3 separate regions of the Homo sapiens genome follow, and all the other regions are linked to region 2. A link is a loop called in an ENCODE intact Hi-C map of the cell type or tissue named here. Cell type or tissue: HepG2. All regions are shown on one strand. Region 1 overlaps LOC101929710 (a long non-coding RNA gene). Region 2 overlaps LOC101929710 (a long non-coding RNA gene). Region 3 overlaps LOC101929710 (a long non-coding RNA gene).

The links. A loop is a pair of places that touch in the nucleus more often than their neighbours do. Peaks named below come from ENCODE experiments on the same cell type or tissue, not always from the same donor. Only the 100,000 strongest peaks of a DNase experiment are listed, where the experiment ranks them.
Region 1: it touches region 2 in a loop (5-fold over the local background); 2 of 110 quality-filtered maps call a loop at or near these places.
Region 3: a loop joins it to region 2, with 4 times the contacts of the local background. A loop is called at or near these places in 2 of 110 quality-filtered maps.

The regions. Positions count from the first base shown.
Region 1 is chr5:95,982,790-95,987,789 of GRCh38, reverse strand. The region is part of intron 1 of LOC101929710 (a long non-coding RNA gene); the gene reads right to left. LOC105379096 (a long non-coding RNA gene) reads left to right here. Exons shown (of 4, transcript XR_001742447.2): 4 at 1,436-1,524. It also overlaps a transcript of CAST not described here. Among named protein-coding and RNA genes, the nearest start is that of ELL2, 23 kb to the right of the region's middle. RefSeq lists an enhancer at 431-725. In HepG2, a CTCF peak has its summit at 2,325 (motif pointing left); DNase peaks (open chromatin) are centred at 629 and 2,288.
Region 2 is chr5:96,115,467-96,120,466 of GRCh38, reverse strand. The region is part of intron 1 of LOC101929710 (a long non-coding RNA gene); the gene reads right to left. It also overlaps a transcript of CAST not described here. Among named protein-coding and RNA genes, the nearest start is that of MIR583, 39 kb to the right of the region's middle. In HepG2, no CTCF peak of the experiment used is centred here; a DNase peak (open chromatin) is centred at 2,266; H3K4me3 peaks cover 345 bases.
Region 3 is chr5:96,295,067-96,300,066 of GRCh38, reverse strand. The region is part of intron 1 of LOC101929710 (a long non-coding RNA gene); the gene reads right to left. It also overlaps a transcript of CAST not described here. Among named protein-coding and RNA genes, the nearest start is that of PCSK1, 140 kb to the left of the region's middle. In HepG2, no CTCF peak of the experiment used is centred here; DNase peaks (open chromatin) are centred at 1,046, 1,956 and 2,586; H3K4me3 peaks cover 684 bases.

The DNA.
Region 1 (5,000 bases), 130 kb after region 2:
GGACAGCACAGCAATAGACCCATCTCAATTACAATTCATTGAGTATCTACTGTGTGCCACATGGCTACCTTTGAGGAAGATACAATTTGGTCCCAATTTTACAGATAGAGAAACTAAGGCTCAGAGAGACTAAGTGACTTGTCCACAGATTTACAACTAATAAGTAGTAAATTCTGGATATTACATCTACATCTGTCCCTCTCAAGGCCTGATGCTTTTACACAACCTGTGGTTCTCAACACTGGCTGTGTACTAGTTGGTGTGCTCTTCAAAAATACTCATCCCCAGGTCCCACTCCCCAGAAATTTTTGTTTAATTGGTTGGAGGCAGCGCCTAGGCACGTGCATATCTCCGAAATTTCCCTGTACAACATCATCAGGTTGACTGACGCCCCCTATTCTAGTACAGGAAAACTATTTCCAAAAGGTAGTTGTGATGAGGTTCTACCTCTTCTCTCAAGCATGGTTAACAGGTTAGTGCTGAAAGAGAGAGAGAGAAAAAAAAGAAAGGGTCACACTCCTTTGTTTTACAGATCAAAGTATGAAACCAAGAGAGGCTACTCTAAGCTAAGGTGAGGTCACAGAGCTGGTGTTTGTATTAGAGCTGAGACTGGGGCCCAGGTGTTGAGTTATAGATAAATGCTCCAGCTTCTGGAGCTGTGGGGGCAGCAAGGGTCCGAAGGTCAGGAAAGCTCAGCTCAGGGATTTAAAGTCCCAGGCAGCAATCAGAAGCCCAAGGGCAGACAGGCTATGACTGTGCAGTACTTCACTATTTCTAGAGGTGGGAACACTCAGCTGTCCAGGCTTGTCTGCTTCATCCTCTCCATCTCCTTTCTGCCACTCCAAAGGTCCTTAGGAGTGGTCCACAGGCCTCTGTGCAGCATTTTTTACTCTGCCAAGGTTACTTACAATGGATATAACCCTACCCTGGCACATAATAGATGCTTACAATCATGAATGTGAAATGAATAAAAGTAGATTTGGGAACTCAAGATTACTGAGGCTACTCAGCTTCTAGGTGAGCTCAGATATCTAACTGTGAAAAATAACTCTTTAAGAAATCAAATTTAAAAATCCCTTCAGAACCTTTGCACTTTTCTCAGAAAGGTGGCTCCAGAAGACGATATCAGCCTCTAGGACAGGCTTATTTTTTGTTTCAGCAGCTGAAAAGCCTTGAAAGTGATTAAGTAAGAAGAGAAGATGAAAATACTGACAAAAAGTTAAAAAGAGGAATTTATACCATATCCATATGTACTCCAAGGGTCCTGTTAAGTACAGGCAACCTACATTTGTCCCTCTTAGGTTAGGCGAGAGTGCTTGAAAGAAACTGCCACAAAAATAGAATATGCTGCTATAAACATTATCACTCAGACTAGCTAAGTATTTCTTTCTCTTATATGATAAAGGAGTAAAAATAAAAATAATTTGTGTTTTAGATTGTCCTCAGGAATGATGTGTGGCTATAAAATGTACTGTGGAAATCATCTCTCCATTCAGGAACTCAGCACAGCTGCTACCATGAGGAGACTGCGTATGTTCTGAAGCTAACGAACCTGTGTTCAAGAATCTGCCTTTAGAAGTAACAGCACTGAAAGCCATAAGCAAAAAAATCTCAAGTATGATGGTAGCAAATAGCTTCACATAGAAACATCTACTCTGTTGGCAAGTGCCCTTTAGAAAGCAGGACTTAAATTCTTTTAAAACAAAATCACCAGTCATTCTTAGGAGTCTGCTGCTTGCAAAAGTAGGAAAAACAGGTTTTTTGAGCTACAGCTGCAGATTCAAAAATTAGTTTGTACCAGTTGATTTTGCTTTAGTAATGTAAAAAGTAAAAAACCCAAAGAGAGCAGTAAGAATTAGCTGAGGGTGTTTAGAGATGTCAAAGAAAATAACGGCAGAAAAAGCCACTTCAAATATCTCCAGATTTGAATTTCAAGCCACAGTTTCTTTTAAATCTGCTTTCCCAACCCCTAGGCCAGTTTTTCTTTAATAGTAATACGTGCCCAAGGTTTAAAAATAACACTGAGGTATTAAATAGAACATTAAAGTCCCCTAACTCCTATCTACTTTCAATCCTATTGCAAATCCCCAGAACATTCTTAAAATTATCACTGACTGTATCTTAAAAGGTTAAAGAAACATGGTGTCCAATGTGTAAATGTCCTAAGGAAGTCTGTTTCTCTGGCCTTGAATTTTCCATCAGGGGCCAGCTATGTAACTTAGGGAACGTGAGACACAGACTCAAAAGATGAAAGCTCAACTCCTCACTTCTTTCCAACCAGGTTTGTGCCTTTGAGCAGAGCATTTCCACTTGCTGGAATTCTTTTCCCCCTTCTGGAAAGTAAGGGAAATTAAAATGCTGACTCTTGGTTTGCTTCTATTCAAATCTTCTTTACTGGCATTAATAGAAACATAAAGGAGTCACAAACATAAGCCACATAGGTAATTTTATTTCTTTTTTCTTGTTGTTTCTTTTAGAGACAAGGTCTTAATCTGTTGCCCAGGCTGGAGTACAGTGGCACAAACACAGCTCACTGCAGCCTTGAACTCCTGGGCTCAAGTGATCCTCCTGCCTCCGTCTCCTAAATAGCTAAGACTACAGGTGCAGGCTACTACACCCAGCTAATTTTAAAAATTTTGTGTAGAAATGGGGTCTTGCAATGTTGCCCAGGTTGGTCTCAAACTCCTGGCCTCAAGGGAACCTCCCTCCTTGAACTCCCAAAGTGCTGGGATTACAGGATGTGAGCCACTATGTCTGGCCTTCAGCCATATAGGTAACTATAAATTTTTTAGAAACCACTTTTGGCTTTAATAATGCTCTTTATCTCAGTATATTCAAAATATCATTCAACATATAATCAATATAAAAGCATTAATATTTTATGAATAAAAATATTCAACACGTAATCAATATAAAAACATTAATATTTTGATACTATCTCTTTTTCAAAGTAGGTGTTCAATGTCTGATTTATATTTGACACAAGACATCTTGATTCAAACTAGCCACATTTCAAGTACTCAGTACTTGTATCTAGTTACTACTGTTTAGGGTAGTGCAGTGTCATACCAGTGCTGGACATTGTTCCAAAGACACTCTATTTTGGTGAGAAGCTCACTTCTGTATCTCTGCCTCTGCTGCCAAAAAATATATATTATTGATTATTATTTGTTGGGAATGTCTAATTATCAGCAACAAAGTGTAGAATCTACTTGGATTTCTCAGAGAGTTTCAGTATTAGACCTTTGATTAATACCAGTGCTATTTCCCTGTAGTAGATTTGGTCTTCCAGTGACTTTTTCTTGTCTGGCTGAGTCATTCCCATTGAATTTTAGGTCACTTACTGTAAGCTTCACAGGATAATTAGGATAGAGTATCACTGTTAATCAACAACTTGAAAAGTATCATCTGCTTTTAAAAAGCAGATGAAAATACTAACTGACCTAAAAGGCGAAAGTAAAATTTAAAGTAAATGAATTTTACTTTATTTTCTCCAAAAATTAGCTACTTTCATTCATCAATCATGTTGCATGCCTCTCAAACCTCACACTAAGAAAAACACCTCCAGCCTCAACAAGCAGTGAAAAGTAGGTCAAATTTTTAAACACTACTCTGTTTTCCAATAAATTCAACAAATAATTCTTGAATACTTTCCACAGACCAGGAGCTGTACTTAGTGTTGAGGATTCCTGCCTTGATGGTTTAATTTCAAAGATTTCATCAGGTTAGCCCATTATCAGAGACTCTGGCATGTATGTTGGGGCAGGAGTATAGGTTTGCATTCTAGGGTATTTTTTCCTATAAAGCCTTCCCCTAGGATCTACATTTTTAAATGAGCCCATTTTTACCCCTCCAAATCTATTCTGTCTGCAAGACAAAATCTGCTGAAATATGTTATATACCACTTTTGGTGTATGCTGTAAATTAAAAATCAGCATGTTTATTGTAAAAGAAAATATTCAAGCAAATTAGAAGTCTGAAAAGAAAATGTTCCCCCTTCTCTTAATGCATTATCCCCAGGTGCACCCCTTAGAGGTGACCACTGTTGAAGTATTATTCTAAAACCTCCAAGCATATATAAATATGTACACACATATGAATACATATGCAAATTTTGAAAGAATATTTTTAAAGTAACATGTGATTATGAAGAAAATTCAAATAATACAGAAGCACATAAAAATGGAGTAATCTGTATTCACATACAATATTTGATGGCGTATTTTAAAGTAACACGATTATGGACAAAATGCAAATTGTAAAATGCAAAGTGAAATTTTTCCCTACCCCACATTCCCATAACCCAAAAGTAATAAAAAAATGCCCATAGTTGTGTCTTTGTGTGTGTGTGGATCTTTTGTGAATTTTTCTACAAATATATATAGACTATGCCTAACAGAGTTATGAAATGTGCTTTCAAATACTTTTTATTGTGAAATCTAATATATGCATAGGTAAGTGTACAAAACAACAAAGTGAGCCCTCTTGCAACAACCACTCAGGTTAAAAAGCAGAGTACTGCCAGCCCTCTTCAGGACTTCTAATCACTACCCCCTCTCACCCTCTCTCTCAGAGGTTTCCAGTATCCTGACTTTTAGAGTCATCAACTTGTTGTTGTTCTTATTAATTTTATTGCCTAAGCACACATCATTAAGCACTATAACTTTGCCTGTTATTAGAGTTTAAGTAAATAGAACCATACCATATGTATTTTCTTGTGTCTGGCTGCTTTTATTTACAAAATTTGTTTATTTTTAACTTAATACATCTTGGGGCATCTTAGTGAACATATATAGAATTGCCTCATTCTTTCATTTTCATGGTATAGAACTGAACATATTTCCAAATGAATAACCGAATTATTTTCACGCTTTTTGATCATTATAAATAATGTTGTAAAAAATATCTTGGGCATTTGTCTTTATAAATTAATTTTTTAAAACTTAAAAAGTAATCCTACTACTAATGTAAAATTAGGTGGAATATCAATTATTTCAGAA
Region 2 (5,000 bases):
TCTCATGAAATTGACAGGGAATATAGAAAACCAGACTTGCAAACAGGATAGGAGCAAGGCCAGGGATTACTTACAGGGCAATATCTCTGGAATGCATGAGCTCCAACTGTTGCTTCCGGCTTTGCACCATTCCACTCAAGATTCAATTAACCAGGAAAATCCAACTTTCCAAGCTTAGGTCACATGCCCATTTCTTGGCTCATACCCAACAGTAGAAGGTGAGAATCAAGGGCTTCTCTAGCAGGAGCCCAAGGCAGTTTTATTCATTAGCCCCAGTTCCTCAGGACTGCCCTCAGTGGGAGAGAGATAACACCCCAAAAGGAAACCTGGATGCTAATAGGAAGGAAGACTGAATGCTAAGAAGCCTAGACTAGGAAGCTATTTATGTCCATTAGATACTATTTGCTATCTAGTGGATAAAGGCAGAATTATAAGTGAAAGATATCTCGGAATAAAACGTGTTTCACAAATTGACACATACTTTTCAGTAAAAAGATACTGGTGATGTCCAGCTGTCATTTTACCCTCTCTAGATAAAAACATAATCCTGGTTCTTACCAGACTGCCGTGGAGATTATTTTGCTGCTGAGCGGTCACACAAAGTTTTTGCTTGAAAGGCCTTAAATCTCTAGATATGCCATTTTGAAAAATATTTAATTTGCTTTTTAGGCGTACATAATACATAACACATATCTACTACACCTTCCTCTCAGAAGAATCAAAGGAAGTATATTTTAACTGGTTCATAGATGAATAACCTTGTGACATTCTGACTATAAACAGCTGAATAAAGGTTCAAATATGTCATCTTAAATCATTCTTTTCACTTTCTTTAGATAGTTTCTTTCCTTTGAACAGAAAATATATATGTGAAAACATAATAGTCACTCATTCTTTTAGTAACAGATTATGCAAACCCTCCAGCTTATATCTCCAGGGTACAAGCTGGTGATATGAGCCCCAGACCTTCCAAACAAGCAGCTGCTGCTCTGATCTAGTCAATTTTGCCACTTAGGAATGCACATCTAGAGATCCCAGGTCTTCCCATTTTTTAAAAGAAGCTGGGATTCCAGATTTTTTTAATGTGAAACCTCTAGATTTTAAATGCTGGAAACTTTGGGGTTTGGGTTGTTTTTGTTTTTACTTCTGTTTTAATTTTTGAACACCATGCTGAAAACTTTTAAAAATTTTTTTCAACTCTATATAGGTCAAATAAAACACCTAAGTGTGACCTCTCTGGTCTCCATTCCAAATACCTTCAAGGTGTGATCAGACCTCAATAGAGATCCCTTGACTTCTTTTGTCTATTTCCAATAATAACAACACAATCCTTTTTTCCCCTCATGGGAACCAGATTAAGTCTATGGCAAAGACATGTGATTCTCTGATAATTCCCATTATAGTCCAACTGCAAGCACAAAATGATGCATGCATTTAGAGCAATTTAAAAACGACATTTTCCAATGAAGATACGGAAGTACCCTGGCTTGCTGCTCTCTGTATAATGTCCAGTACCACAAAGGGAGTGTGGTGAAACTAGTTAGGGTGAGACTGCCCTGCTGATTGGAGTAGCCCATGAGAAACACATGAACTTAGCTAAAAGAGTCACTTAAGCAATGAAGTAACTGACGCTAAGAAAAAAAAAAAAAGTATGCTGAAACAGTACCTCAGGGGAAAAAGCCACAATTAGAAAGAAGGCTCTTGTTAATTTCCCCAGCCCCAACCTTCTTCCTCAGCCCACCTTCCTAGTTCTTTTAGATGGATTGGCTTCTTTAAGTCAACTGAGCACCATGAACACCAGTCCACGAACACAATGGACCAAAAAAAAAAAAAAAAGCAAATTTCCAAATGCAGTTGAGAAGAAATTTTTATGGAATGTGCTCAGAGAATTGGTTAGTCAGTAGACATTTATGTAAATATTTTTAAGGTATTTATAAGTGACCTAATCCAGACAACAAGGCTTCCTTTTGCATTTTTTGCTCAGCACAGTGGAAGCTTTATTCACAAACTCTACGTGAAAGAAACATATTTTTCCATCCCATGGCTAAGTATCTGTAGAATCATTTCCTTTCTACAATGCAAACTTGGCCCATGGCTTATCCACTTACTCAGGTGAATGGCAAACCACAATTGGGAGAGGGAACAATGGGGCACTGCCCTGAGAAAGTGCTTTTTGCCTACTCAAAGCATTCACAAACATTAACCAATTAACTGGTAGGTGAAGTTGGCCTTAAAAAAAAAAAGAGAGAGAAAACTACAGCTGAAGAGATTTCAAAGCTTTCTCTACAAAGGGATTCAGTGTCTAAGTCTGAATTGGAACTTGGACCTTCCAAACATTAGCAGTTCAGAGATTCAACTCATGTAAACATTTGAAAGGTCAGCTGTTCATCAAATACTTTTCCAACTACAGCAAACGTATCCTTATTAAGTTTCTTTTGCAAAAGTTCCAAGGTGCTGAACACTCATCCATTGCCACCAATAATTAACAATTCCAAACAACCTAAAGACAGAGAACTTTTTGTAGGCATTTTGAAATTTCAGACTATCTTAGAAACAGGGGATGTGGAAGTGGTAACGGGCAAAAGGCATGCTAGGAAAAAGAACATCAGGCTGAATTTTTTTCCCAAGATTGGTTCTTCCCTTTTTCAAACAGATTTGCAGAAATAAGAAAATAGTTTGTCCTTTTCAAATAAAGAGTTGGTGCTTCCTGGAAATGGGCAGAGAAGTAAAAACTAAGCAAAACAATATCGTTTGGTCTAATATTTAAGACTTAACAAAACTTGGAGGCATAAATGGGCACTACAGTCATTCCTTATTCTATCCAGTTAACTTTGCTTCAAACATATCTGCCCAGAGTTTAATGACTTTAAAAAATTACCTGAAGTTCATATCTACCATAAGTTATTTCCCACACGTTCTTTCTGCACATCTGACACGCGGAAAAAATCACAAGCCTAATTTAAACAATACCATTTATTGTCGAACTTGAGAACTGAACAGCTACCAGCTTTAAAAGGTTTCCCTGAGTCTCACACACACACACTATTTTATACTAGTTTCTACACGGACATGGTTAACGTGACAGGGTTATGTGATGAGCTATGTGGTACATCACCAAGAAGAGAGGACTCTTGTGAAAGCAGGGTTTAAATCTCTATGTCGGATTCAAAATTAATTTGAAATAAATGGTAGACCTAAATATAAGAAACTATTAAACTTCTAGAATAAAATCTCTGTGACATTGGGTTAGGCAAAAATTTCTTAAGCAAGACACAATTAGCACAATAAAGAAAAAAAAATAGGTAAAATGAAGTTAATCAAAATTTAACATTTTTGCTCTCTAAAGACACAAGTAAGGAAATGAAGCCATTGGAAAGCAGCAGCCAGGGCTGCTCACCTCCAAGGCGGAGATCCTTAACAAAGGCTTCAGGGTGACCAAGACATGAGCAAGCCAGGGTACAGCCACTACTGCCACCCCGCCAAGCATACAAAGTTCAAGTTGCCATGTGGAAAGTAGTCAAGAAGGAATGAGCCTTCTATGCATAATAAAACCCCATAATTTAAAAATAAAATAAAAATGCAAGCCACAAACTCTGAGAAAATATTTGCAAACCATATATTTGACAAAGAGCTTGAATCCAGAATACTTTTAAAAATACATACAACTCAGTAGAAAGAAGATACACTACCCAATTTTTTAAAAAAGTAAGCTAAAGATTTGCACAATGGCATGCAAATGAACAATATGCAAATGATGATATGCAAATAAACAATAAGCCTAAGAAAGATGCTCAATGTCATTACTCATCAAGAAAATGTACATTAAAACTACAACAAGAACGACCAGTAAACATCTACTAGAATAGCTAAAGTTAAAAAGACTGACAATATCATATGTTGCCAAGGATAAGAACAACCAGACTCTAATATATTGCTGGGGAGTACAACACAGTATAGCCACTCTGGGAAACAGTATGGCAGACCCAGCAAACCCACTTCTAGGTATTTACCCAAGAGAAATGAAAACATATTTCCACACAAAGAATTTTACATGAATACTCATAGCAGCATTATTGATAATTGCCAAATACTGGAAATAACCCAGATGTCCATCAACTGGTGAGTGGGTAAACAAATCAGAGTATATCTATGACATGAAATACTACTTATCAATAAGAAAGAAAAAACTACTGATCAAAACAATAATACAGATGGATCTCAAAAGCTTTATATTAAGCAAAACAATCCAGACTAAGAAGACTATCATATTGTATGATTCCATGTATATGACAATCTGGAAAAGGTAAAACTAGAGTGACAGAAAGCAAATCAATGGTTACCTGGAGCCAGAGGTCAGGAGAACGGATAAAATGCAAAGGGGCACAAAGGCTACTTTCTAGAATAATATAATTTATCTATATCTTGATTATGGTAAAAGTTATAATAGCTATCTACAATTACCAAAATTCATTAAACTGTATACTTCAAAGAGAAATTTATTTTATGTAAATCATACCTCAATAAAGCTAAAAAAAAAAAAAAAGAAAGAAATGACCATGTCAGGAAGTCTTCATTTCCTCCTGTTGTTCTACAAAATCTTGCTCTTTGAAATAGTCTGGGTACTTCACAATTTCGTAACAGATTCGAGGTGTCCTTTCAGAATGAACCCATTAAACATTGTACATCTGTGATATGTTTTGATATTGTTTTAGGTCAATAAGACACACCAGAAAACTGTAACAATGATTTGACTTTCTCCTTAGTCACCTTCAGAACACCATTTCTTAAAGCAGGAAGACCACATCTAAAGCTGGTATACTCACAGTGTAATGCAATTCAACAAGCCTTTATTGAGTGAGTGTCTGCTGCCTTGAACTCTGGAACCAGACTGCTATTAAATTGATTCTAATTACAGGTCTACCACTGAATAGTATCACCTTGGACAAGTTACTTATCTGTGCTTCAGCTTCCCCATCTATAAAATGGAGGTAACAGCCATG
Region 3 (5,000 bases), 180 kb before region 2:
CAAGAGATAACCTACAAATTGAGAGAAAATATTTGCAAGCCATACATTTGATAAGGAATTAATATCCAAAATACATAAGCAACTCAAACAACTGTAAAGAAAAGAAATAACTAGATAAAGAAATGTGCAAGGAACCTGTTAAACTGTTAAATAACTGTTAAAAAACTGTTAAATATTTGAGGTGATGGATATGTTAATTAGCTTGATTTAATCATTCCACAAAAAAAATCACATCATCACTTTGTACCTCAAAGATATATACAACTATAACTTGTCAATATATAATAAAAATAAATACAATAGAAAATAAAATTCACATAGCACTGAAATTATAAAGCATAGTCTTATTAGACAAATTTTCTACCAAACCACATGCTATGGATGTATACGTGAATGCTGAAGATAAATATTACTTCATATCAGGGTCATTTACCCAGAGCTTCTAGTAGTAGTGCTTCTATGAAATATGCATGCTTCAACAAAGCAGGGACCAGTGTGCTGTGGAGGAGGAAAGAGGATTGCACTCAACAGGAGCATGGGAGCAGGGGAGCCAAGAAGTACAACTTTACCAAAGAGAAGGGCATTGTGATATTTTCTAACACTGTGATTTGCTCCCCCAGCCGTTTCAGTTAGCTACTAGAAGCCATGGCTAACCACTTTAAAGTGACACTATTAGAATATTTCAGTCTTTTTCTATTGCCTTCTTTTTTTGGTGCTTCATTGCCTTTGATCCCAGATCCAGCTAATGAATCAATTACATGTTTTTTGTTTGTTTGTTGTTGTTGTTGTTGTTGTTGTTGTTGTTGTTGTTGTTGTTTTGAGACTGAGTTTTTTGCTCTTGTTGCCCAGGCTGGAGTGCAATGGTGCGATCTTGGCTCACTACAACCTCTGCTTCCCGGGTTCAAGCAATTCTACTGCCTCAGCCTCCCAAGTAGCTGGGATTACAGGTGCCCACCACCACGCCCAGCCAATTTTTTTTTTGTATTTTTAGTAGAGACGGAGTTTCATCATGTTGGCCAAGCTAATCTTGAACTCTTGACCTCAGGTGATCCATCCGCCTCGGCCTCCCAAAGTGCTGGGATTACAGGTGTGAGCCACTGCTCCTGGCCCAGTTAAAAATTTACTAGGCCTTTTTAGAAATAGAGAATTCTGTCTTTAATTTTTAAGGCACACACACACACACACACTCTCCTAATTTAGGGTCCTGAGAGCTTAGCATTTTTCATAAATCTTCTCCCTAACTGAAATTGCTTAAAGTAGCTAATATGTGGACCCCTTATTCAAGTATTTTGGGCTTAAACTGTTATTTGTTTCAATTTCGATGGAAAAGGATATAAAAGCCTACATACAGACTAAAGTTTCTTAACCCATAGTTAGTGGTTTTCAAAAGCCTATGTATTTGTCAAGTGTAGTTCAAATTTGTTCTCAGGCACTAAAAAAATGACACTAATATTCCCAATAGAATATATTTAGAATTAATAATAATTGCTAAACTTCCCATTTGCCAGGCCCTGTCCCAAGCACTTTACTTTTAATAACTTATTTGGACTTCACAGCAATACACAGAAATAAGTACAATTACTTCAACAGTGAGAAATGAAGTCAAATACCCTTTCTGCATCCAGAATTCTGTCTCTGCCATCTAGTTGACCAATTACTCTTATCCCGTGTTAATGACTGCCAAATAGCAATTTGAAACAAAGATTAATTTATTGGATTGTCTAGCAAGGGTGGTCTGTATTACTCAGCTATGAGCACTTCTTACTAAGCAGAAACTAAAAGAAATAGATTTAAAGTCAAAAGAGGAGAAAGAGAATATTCTGAGCCCAGGCCTCTGGATTGTTTACATCCTGTTTTGTAACGGTGGCTTACAGGTTTTGCACCATTGCTACAGAGAAGCTTCTTTTCCAACAAGTCCAGGATGAATTGTGTAAGATTCCTGTGGGCCTAGGGTCATCAGGCTACACGCACATGTTTAAAGTTTAGCAAGATTTCTATTTAGCATTAAGCAAATACCATGTGGCAACAGATCTGTATATGTGGTAAGACTGGAGTTTGGCTGGAGTGAAATGAATGTGAATCAGATGCTTCTACATTTCTCTATTCTCTGAGAGCACCCGCACATTCACCACAAAAAAGACCATAGGAGATGAACTCTAGTCATTTCTAACTTGCTTACAAGCATTCTATTTAGAAATTGTTCTGCATATAGTGCTCCCGGGTCTTATAGGAAAGACACCATAAACTATGAAGAAAAATTTTGTTGGTTCTACTAGGATTTAAAAACGTGGAAGCCAGGCATAGCCATACCACTACTTAAGATAAAGAAAAAAAAAGAATAAAAGCAAACAAAAAATGATAGCTATTTCAGATTACTTGAGCCTAGTTCATCTTTGCCTCCTCTGTCACTAGCAAAGGATATATTTCTAATTCCCACTGGCTCAGGTTTATCTTCCTGCTTAGTTAACAGCAAGACATGAGGAGAGCATAAAAAAATGTGCCATGGGTTGATAGAGTTGCTGCAAAAATCTCATCCCAAGAGCTGTTTCATGTCAAGCATCTAGGTTGGGATGAGGGAAGGGATGACATCACCCCAGTTCTCTCCCTCACCAGCAGCAGCTTGCCACAGCAACAGCAAAGCCACCAGACACACACACTGCTACATCTGGTTGGATATGGAGGAAAACCTTACTCAGAGTAGAAATAAGAAATTGTCTATTAGGTTGCTTCCTTCTCTACCCCCAAGTTTTTCCTCAAATTATTCGTTTGAATAAAGCAGTTGTTGTTCCTTGAATTTCCCTTTCAAAAACATTCTCCTGGAAAGGACAACCACTCAGTCATATTAATTCCCTGCTCAAAACTTTCCAGCTAATTCTGACTCTTTATCAAATGCTACACATCAGTGACAAAATAACCTACTGGAACAGAAAGCTGTCTAAATATGTAAAAAATGAACTAATTTCTATCTTGTGCATTAAAATCTTTCTAAGAGAATGTAATTAATTGTTCACACTGAAAATATACTCCAGTTTTACAACTCTTATGATTTTATAACTGACACCAGAAGACATAAAAACAATTCAGAGTAATGCAAACCCAATTACCAAATATTATCGAATGTAGAGAAGCAATAGAAAAGCATCAGTTAGGGCCCAAGAGGGTAGTCAGCAAGCCATTATGAAATCTGAAGTTGGGACAACTTCCTAGCATTTCTGTTACTGAAAACCAGTCCATGATTAAAACTGAGGAACAGATAGCAAAGACACATTTTCCTCCAAACCTGCAGTATTACAATAGCCTGGATATAACCAACACAGTTGAGCAGACATCAGCAGAGAGTTAACACAACCAGCAACTAGGAGTCAGAAATTTACCCAAATATCTCTGCTCAGTTTCAATTCACAAGATTCTTGGTTTATCTGATACTATCTATTTTTAGCATCATGAAATTTGTATAGATTCACTCTTCAGGTTGTTTTGCAGGTAACAAAAATAGCAAAGACCTATCCTCTATAATCTGAGAATTTATTCTCCAGACACAAAAGGATGCTTCAACAGAAAATAATTTGCAAAGAATTATAAAACAATATGACAACAACCATAAAGTAATATCTTATGAATTTAATACATATAAGCTGAAGATTTACATTAGAAAGTAATCAAACTAGGATAGGTTTAGCCAGAAAAGGCCTCCTGAAGATGGTTTTGTAACACATTTTAAAGGGACTTAACAGACATCAATTTTCAGTGGGAAGAATGGAAGGTACTAGCAAAGTCAAAGATACTGTATTATTTCTAGTGAAAAGACCATGATGTAGAGAAATAAAAGAGGATCTAACCAGGCCGGAGAATGTAGCAAACCCTGTAGAAGGAAACATTGTAATGTGGGATCTGAAATCCAATTAGATTTTTTGCATGTTGGCTAGTTTTATACTTGAAATAATACAGCTCCTCTTAAACAGGAAAAACTATACAAAACATTTGCACAAAACTTTAGGAATTTTATAGCATTTATATTCTCTCTAATTATAAAAGTAACAACTGTTCATGGTAGAACATTTGAAAAATATAGTAAAGTACAAAGAAGAGAGTTAAAATCTTCTATAATACCACATTTAGACATAACAACTGTTAACTCAGAGTCTTTCAATTTAGTCTGTGTATGTGTGTGTGCATATATATATATGTGTGCATACATGATGCCCTTTGTACACAAAATTGGACATCTTACTGCTCATACCATTTCGTGTATTTTTTCCACTTTCAATATTTTGAAACAAGCAGTCTGCTTTACGTGACACTTCTCATAGGACTTTTTTGTCATTCCGGTTTCATTGACACTTATTTTTTTCAATCTCCATTATGTCTGGCAAGTAGGAAAAATTTCAAATAAATCCCCAGTTATATTATCTGAAAGAAGTAATCATTAGCTGAAGAAATATCGTAGGTCGATACGAACATATTTTGGTTTCCTAGACTAAAATATTCAGAGATGACTAAGTTAGTAAAGATTTGATACACCCCAATTCTGTTAGGCAATAAGGAACTAACCTCTTGTTCCAAATATCGTTTGTCTCGTCTTCAAATTAGTGAAGAGACACTTTTGTTTACCACTGTCAATGTCATTATCAAATCCCATTTTTGAAAGAAGTGTGTCATGCCCAGGGCATAAAGTCCTCAGTGATTTCATTGGTTCAAAGAGGTTGCATTGTACTACTTTTCCATCACCCTCTAAATAGTGTGACATGGACCAAAGTCAAGCATGTCTCCTTCGAAAATCAGCTTATCCCACTCAGGCACAAAAGCAGTAGTTCATTTTTACTACATCTCCATGGGGGGCATTCGATTCAAAAGAGAGATTCAAAAAGCACTATAGTTACTCAAGGTAACAATTATTTTTCTTCATGAAAAAAACAAAGTTATTTCCATTATGCATTTGAGTTTCTTATTGAGAATTTCTACTAGTTTGTTTGCTTCAGTATTCTCCATAGTAACAAATA